2 separate regions of the Mus musculus genome follow, and region 1 is linked to region 2. Evidence: chromatin contacts called from ENCODE Hi-C or POLR2A ChIA-PET data. All regions are on one chromosome and are shown on one strand. The core of a region is the stretch at or near the end of the contact, and the rest is flanking DNA. Distances in the headings are between cores, read along the strand shown. Region 1 overlaps Gm30246 (a long non-coding RNA gene). Region 2 has its middle 25 kb from the start of 1700105F02Rik.

Evidence for each region. A loop is a pair of places that touch in the nucleus more often than their neighbours do. ChIA-PET counts read pairs that join two places held with the same protein, here RNA polymerase II (POLR2A).
Region 1: POLR2A ChIA-PET joins it to region 2 with 77 read pairs in Patski. The contact joins two enhancer-like sites. A Hi-C loop is called at or near these places in 2 of 37 maps with a recorded cell type or tissue (T-helper 1 cell and T-helper 17 cell). POLR2A ChIA-PET finds 5 or more read pairs at or near these places in 1 of 5 experiments (Patski).

What each region holds. Positions count from the first base shown.
Region 1 is chr14:76,790,591-76,794,297 of GRCm38, forward strand. All of the region lies in intron 1 of Gm30246 (a long non-coding RNA gene), which reads left to right. Among named protein-coding and RNA genes, the nearest start is that of Gm30246, 12 kb to the left of the region's middle. Within about 2 kb of position 1,868, at least 2 of the 3 ENCODE cell types and tissues checked have a DNase peak (open chromatin) inside an H3K27ac peak, as active enhancers do.
Region 2 is chr14:76,700,450-76,704,170 of GRCm38, forward strand. No RefSeq gene overlaps it. Among named protein-coding and RNA genes, the nearest start is that of 1700105F02Rik, 25 kb to the left of the region's middle. Within about 2 kb of position 1,385, at least 1 of the 3 ENCODE cell types and tissues checked has a DNase peak (open chromatin) inside an H3K27ac peak, as active enhancers do.

The DNA of each region.
Region 1 (3,707 bases), core at 618-3,117, 91 kb after region 2:
CCTATACCCTCCCTCCACCCTGCTCCCCTCCCCACCCACTCCCGCTTCTTGGCCCTGGCATTCCCCTGTACTGGGGCATATAAAGTTTGCAATACCAAGGGGCCTCTCTTTCCAGTGATAGCCAACTAGGCCATCTTCTGATACATATGCAGCTAGAGTCAAGAGCTCTGGGGTACTGGTTAGTTCATAATGTTGTTCTACCTATAGGGTTGTAGACCCCTCCAGCTCCTTGGGTGCTTTCTCTAGCTTCTCCATTGGGGGCTCTGTGTTCCATCCTATAGATGACTGTGAGCATCCACTTCTGTGTTTGCTAGGCACTGGCAATAATTCTAGTTCTTGACTTGGTTATGTGGAGTGTATGTGTGTGTGTGAGTGTGAGTGTGTGTGTGTGTGTGTGTGTGAGAGAGAGAGAGAGAGAGAGAGAGAGAGAGAGAGAGAGGGAGAAGTTATAGAGCTGTATATTTTGAATTTGTGCATTTTTTCCTGTGTCTATGCTATATGTCAAACCAAAAACCTAGATTTAAACCTTAAGCTGCAGACCTGGTAGGTAACTTGGTCAGCAAAGTGCTTGCTTTTCAAGTGAGGGGACCTGAGTTTGACTCCTGGAGCTGACATTTTTTTTTAAATTGGGCACAACTGTTTGCATTCGCAATGCCTGCATTGGGGTGGAGGTGGGGGTGGGGGTGGGGGCAGAGTTACTGAGCAAGGGAGATCCCTCGGATTCTCCGGCCAGCAAGCCCAGCCGAGGTGAGTGAGAGGCCCGCAAGAGACCCCGTGTCAGAAGATAAAAGAAAAGAAAAAAGGAAAGGAAATGAATGATGCATAAAGAATGAAACTCAAGATTGTCAGCTGACCCAGACAGACAGACAGACAGACAGATGCATGCATACACAAACATCACGAGCACGAGACAGAAATGTATGTGGCCATTGTGTTTGATTTTTAATATAGCCTTCTCCAGAGTACAGATGTTCCCTGGGGACTGGTAATATCTGAACTGGTGTCACAACATCAGAAATTCTTAATTGGGATTTTTTTTTCTAATAAGGGTCACCAGGAAATAACCTATCCTGCCTTCTGTCTGTGACTGGATTATAACACTACTTGATTGACATTTTTTGTTCATTTAAATGGCAGCTATCCTCAAACCAACTAGAATCTGCTCTAATGACTTGTTTAAATGACCTTAACTAGAGAGCGATGCTGTGACCTGCCCTTCAGAGAGCTTCTCTCCAAGCAGGCAAGGTTGACCAAGGTAGCTCTGCTCTGACAAGGGCACCAGCTAATCCTGTACACATGGCAGCTGTACTTGTTCCCACATTTGCCTGCAGTGTGCGCTCAGCATGAGGTCAAGTCAGCAGACCCTCCTTTTAATTGCTCAGCCCACAGAGAATCCTCTTCCCCTAATTGGTAGCTCCAAGTGGGAGCGGGTTTTCTAAGCAGGGCTAACCAGAGCTGTGCAGTCTCTTCCAGGGCCCTCCTTCTGTTCCCAGAGTCCTCTGCTGGGTCTGTTAAAGTTCTTGCCATCCCTCCCGCCTTCTCCCTCCCCATCTTTGCATAGAAAGCTTCTGGGATCCCTTTTGCTTGTAGTTCTGCCTCCCTGCCCACCCACTGCACAGCAGAGTGCAGCAGATGAGCTCTTTGTTGGTGGTGTGAAAGGCAGGAAGCTTGCTAAAGACTCGCTGAAGCTCAGCTCCCACTGCAAGGCCCTGCATCCAGCAGAAGAACAATGAAGGGACCTCCCATTCTCCAAAGCTCCTTTTGGACTTCCACATTTTGGGCTTTCTCTGGAGTAGGACCTTCATTCTGCTTATTAGTGTGGAGCACTAGAGAGACAGCAGGTGCTGGTTTTAGACAGAGCCTACGCCTGAATCTGGCAGGCTGCCTTCTAAGCCCTTGGCAAGTTATTTCCCTCTGGTTTCAGTAAATTCTTAACCGTGAAATAGGACTGATACCATCTTCCTTGCAAGGGACAGGGGAGGTTATATAAACAGAACGTATGTTGCTTGGAGAACAGTGTTTGTAGATGGTACTTCAAATGCATTTACTCAGTAAACATCCCATTAGCGTGGAATAGATACCAGAAACCTGGATGACTGCGGTGACGCACAAAACCCCCACTCTCAGCACAGACTCCTGTTCTTATGATCACTAAGTGCAAAGATGCTGTTATAGTTATTTAAAGAGAAAAACATGCAGGATTCTCTACATGCTTATCATTTGCCTATTTCAGCATCCATCTCCCCTCTGTTCGTGTGTGTAACTCTTTTACTCGTATCTATACATACTAACTACAGTGTGTGTTGCTGTTAAACTTTATGCTCTTATAATTCTCTATGTGAAGAGAAGTCTGCTATAAAATTATAACTACATACGTACGTGGAGATAATTGCTTCTGAAGCATAGGGTTTGAGACAGCCCTTTTAAGTTTCTACTTTGAAATTGTCTATGATGTTTGGCATCTCTAACACTCAGGACCATTTAAAGAACTTTAACATAGTCAGGTTTTATGAACTAAAACTTGTGGAAGTATAGACAAAATGCCAAAATGGAGAATGTCAGAGTTGGTGTGAGAAGTAGGGAGTTTGTGAAGTGCAGTAAATCTTAAAGTGGTTAAAACGTAACGACCCTCCCCCTTTCACTTTCAAACTAAGTACAGGCCCAGGTGGGTTTATGGGTGAGTGGTTGGAGCTCTAGAGGAAGAACAGATTGCTGGCCATGTTCTAAGTTACCCGAAGAAGACAAAGAACAAAAGCAGCCATGCCCTTTTACAGCATTGGCTACAGTCATAAGCTGTCAGTGTTAAAAGACAACGAAAATTATAAGCAGCTTCCCCTGACTCAAGTAAATGTGCAAGAAAGCTTTTAAAGTATTAGTTAATTAAATCTAACAGTCTAATGACTGAGTCACTGTTAGAGGTTCTGCCAACACAATTGAGAGCCTTAGTAAGTTAACTTTTTACACTCATGTTAATTTCGATTAATGTAGAAAACGTATTTGATGTATTCTCTGCTTGTTTGTGACTTAAAAAAAAATCTAAAACAAAGCAAACTTAGCAAGTGAATTGAAAGCATTGCTTCCCTTAGTTTCCTTCAATGGAAGACTGTTCTTTTCCATCTCCCTCAGCAAACATCCTTGCTGGAGAAACCTGGAGTGTGTTCTTTTTTTTTTTTAAAACATTTTTTATTACATATTTTCCTCAATTACATTTCCAATGCTATCCCAAAAGCCCCCCATACCCTCCCCCCCCACTTCCCTACCCACCCATTCCCATTTTTTTGGCCCTGGCGTTCCCCTGTACTGGGATATATACAGTTTGCGTGTCCAATGGGCCTCTCTTTCCAGTGATGAACCACTAGGCCATATTCTGCTGCTTACAGGAAACCCATCTCAGGGAAAAAGACAGACACTACCTCAGAGTGAAAGGCTGGAGTGTGTTCTTAAGGTGGAGAACAAGCAGAGTCTCACCATCACACATCACTGACAGTCACCACAAGTTCTGAAGTGCCGGATGGACAGAGAGGATGCCCGGGGAACAAATAAGCTGTCAGGTTTTGCCCACAGTATACCCAAGGATGCAGAATAAACAGTTAACGGACACCTGTAAGAGGGCTTTGGCCATCAAACAGCTGTAAAACATGAGAAAGCAAGATACCGTCCTTGATGGCCTTTACAAGTTAAGATGTCTTGGCCTGTCAGACAAGAGC
Region 2 (3,721 bases), core at 135-2,634:
AAGAAATGAATGTGAGGGAGGTTCCCTGGCGTCTCCTAAGGACACACCCCCAGCTCCCACCTCCTAAAGGCTCTACTACGCCCTAATCTCATGGCCCTGTCATCAGGCTTCTGCCTCATCTGGAGATCAACTTTTTCACATGGACCTTTGGGATGACTTAAGACAAAAATCCAGAAAATAGCCACTTTAGTTAACTTCCCATTATACATTATAGTATAATACACTGTGTTGAATATTTACTCCTTGCTAGTCTCTTTAAAGCATCACAATTTTAAAGAGGAAAATGATAGAAAAGTGATATACCCTTTCATTGATACATCATGACTTCTTTTTAGGTTTAAACAGTTGAGATCCATAAGCCCTTCGTTGTTCACAGCAGGGCATGTATGCTATTTAGAAAACTCCTCTAGGTTTGTGGTCCAAAGTGTCAAAATTTTCTAAGTGGTGGTTTGACTGAAATTGGCCCCCTACAGGCTCACAGGGAGTGGCACTATTGGGAGGTGTGGCCTTGTTGAAAGAAGTGGGTGGGCTTTGGGGTTTGGGGGACCCAAGGCAGTCCCAGTATCACCCTCTCTTCCTGTTGCCTGCAGATCTGTGTGTAGAACTCTCAGCTCCCTCTCCAGCACTGTGTCTGCCTGCGGGGCCGCTATGCTTCCTGTCATGATGACAGGGGACTAAACCTCTAAACTATGAGCCAGTCCTGATTAAATGCTTTTCTTTATGAGAGTTGCTGTGACCATGGTGTCTCTTCATAGCAATAGAAACCCTAACTAAGACAGTCAGAATGATGGATATTCTGGCTTATATTTTTGTATGATTGGTAAGGGAGGAGTCTCACAGACTATCTACCACTGTGGTGACCTCAAATATAGGTGATCTTTCATTCCCCATATATTCCCAGGGCCAAATTGTCTATTGCACACATGTCATGGTAGACTGTGTGCCTTTGTATCACGATGCTGCATGAGTTGGCCCTTAAGTTAGAGTATTTCTAGAAGCAATGCCTATGAATAGCAGTAACTTATCAATGTTCAGAGGTGACTGAAAGCCAACTAAATATATCCCCTTAAACCCAAGCTAAATATGCCAACTCAACTTTACCTCAGCACTGTTCCAAAAATACTGTAGAAAGTCTCTGCCCAGGGTGTGGGAAGCAGGAGGGGGTGGGGTGGGAATGGAAGAGAGTCTTACCACCATTACAATCAGAGCATCCTGGTTTTGCAAAGTTTTCAAAGCTTATGTGACTATGGGCTCGACAGCCTACCCTTTATTGAGAGATACATTCTTGGACTTTTATAGATACCAAAATGCATGATGCTCAAGTCTCTTCTTAGATACAGCAGCACAGCCTCTGTATGTAATCTATACAATCCTTGCTGCTAAATCATCTCTTGACTACGTACCATTCCCGACACAGTGCCTGCCCACACATCACTTCATTAGGTTGCATTTGTCATAGAACCTGGCATACAACAAATTCAAGTTTTGCTTTTTGATTCAGTTCAACTTTCAGAATCTGGTTTCTGAATCTGTGGTTGCAGACACCAGCTACTGTGCCCGTTTGAAAACCGAGCATGGTGCTCGCCTGCTGTTAGTGGGAAGGAACAGAAAAATTAATCTATAAAATATAACAAAGATGGATGAATGATCAAAGTCAAGGCTGCCGTCAGTCCTGCTGTGTCAAGGGCATCTCTCTGTTCCAGATCGAGTCTCAGGGAGCAGTCAGGCAGTTGGCTTAAGACTGGAGAGATTAGAAGTTTAGTTTTCATGTTTGTGAGGCTTTTCAAAAGCAAGTGAAGGAAGTGAAAACAAGAAGCCAGAGCACACAAGCAACCACACAAAAGGAACTTCTCCATCAGGCCTCCGGGTGTGTCCATTGCTTTGGCAGTTCCATGTGCTGCTCCTGGAGAGAACACTCCACTGAATCTGAGATTTGTTGGTTGGTTTCTAAGGTCCCTTTATGGCAATTCCTTCTTCCCTCCCTCCCTCCCTCCCTCCCTCCCTCCCTCCCTCCCTCCCTCCCTTTTTTCTGAGTGTCCCTTGATATCCTGAGCTGGGACAAGGTTTCCTGCTCATTTCCTCATCCTCTGGGGCCCTGGTATTCTGTTCCTGCATCGCTGCAATGACTGTGCACCAACTGTGCTACTGATAGCTGTGCGCGCCGCCGTATTGCCATAGAGCAGGGGACACGGTGGCAGACAAGATGGACACATCTTCTCTCCTCGCAGAGCTTCCATGATAGTTGATGAGGCAAACGGCCAACGAGAGGAGAAAGAATAATGTATGCTTGCCAGAGTGTGACTTATGCTGCAGAGGTCGAGAAACCAGGGAAGGGAGGGGGATTGGAAGGGGCAGCAATTTCAAGAATGTGATGTCAAGAATGTGGGAAGAGGACACTGGGTCTACATAGGAGGGGAGGATAAAGCTGTCAAACATCTGAGTAACTGTAGAGTCCCAGACACCCAGAGAAACTGGCAAGCCAGTGTCTGTAATGAAGTGTGAGAGGTGGAGAGAGGCAAGAGAGAAATACTCTCACGGACCCTGGTGAGGATGATTGATTAGAGCTGACTCTTACTCCTAAGTTAGCGCTTTTCATAGTAATAGCCTTTAGTATTGGCAGCATAGAGAAAAGGGGATCATGCCAAAACCAAACCAAAAAAAAAAAATGGTAGCAAGTCCAGGGGATTTACGGGAATGATGGAAGGCATCTCAGGCCTCGTGGAGCAGAGAGGTATGTGGGTTTCATATGACCCAGACTGCCCAGAGGGTGATCTGGCCCCAGTCCTGAAGAAATAACCATTCCAGTAAAAAAGAGTACCTTGCTCACCCTGGGGTAGTAGACTGGAATGTGGTAAGCAAGGCGGCAAAGAGGCCATTGACGGGGTCATTGCAGTAGCTCAGGCCACAGATGCCAGTGCATGGCCCTGCCTGCAGGGAACTGTCAGAGACAGAGTTGGGAAGATTGGCTGAGCAGATGATGGTGGTACAGCAAAGCAAGAGAGGAAACGGCATTGTCAGCTGACATTGTGAGCATTGTGAGACAAGAATGATCTGATCGAGGAAAACAGCGTTTTCCTAGAAAGTTCAACATTTCTGTTTGTTGTGTTTGCAGTGGCAAGTGCTATGCTGAGTCATAGGGAAACACTTGACGGAGGAACTAGAACTCTAAGGATGACATGAGGCCGTGCTTGTATAGCACCAATATTACCAGCTCACTTGATGTTTCAACAATGGCATGAGCAACCCGGCAAATGGGCTTTTCCAATCTTGTCTGTGGCACTGTGGAAAGACGGACAGTTGTTTGCCAAAAGGTCTTGCTTCATCCCCAAGTAGATACTGTCACCAGCAACCCACCAGGACTCAGTGCTTAGCCTCCTGTATTTAGGTGCCTGAATCTTGCTGTTCTCTGTTCAGATGCTTAGATGTAGAAGATGGTTAATACCTTGGGCAATGTTTCTCAATCTTGGGAAGAAAAAAACCCTTTAATGTGGGAGTCTGTCTCGTGTAGTGTATGATACTTAGCACCAGCCTTGCCTCAACCTTCTAAATGCCAAGAGTGAGAAATCAGCTCCAGACAATGCCCAATGGCACCCAGGGTACCAAAGCACTCCCAGTTGAGAGCCACCACACCAGGATGGTGAGACCATACTTAGCAAGGTGGAACAACCATCATTTCCTATCAAGAAAACCATGTTCTCTCAAGTAACCGATGAATAAATGC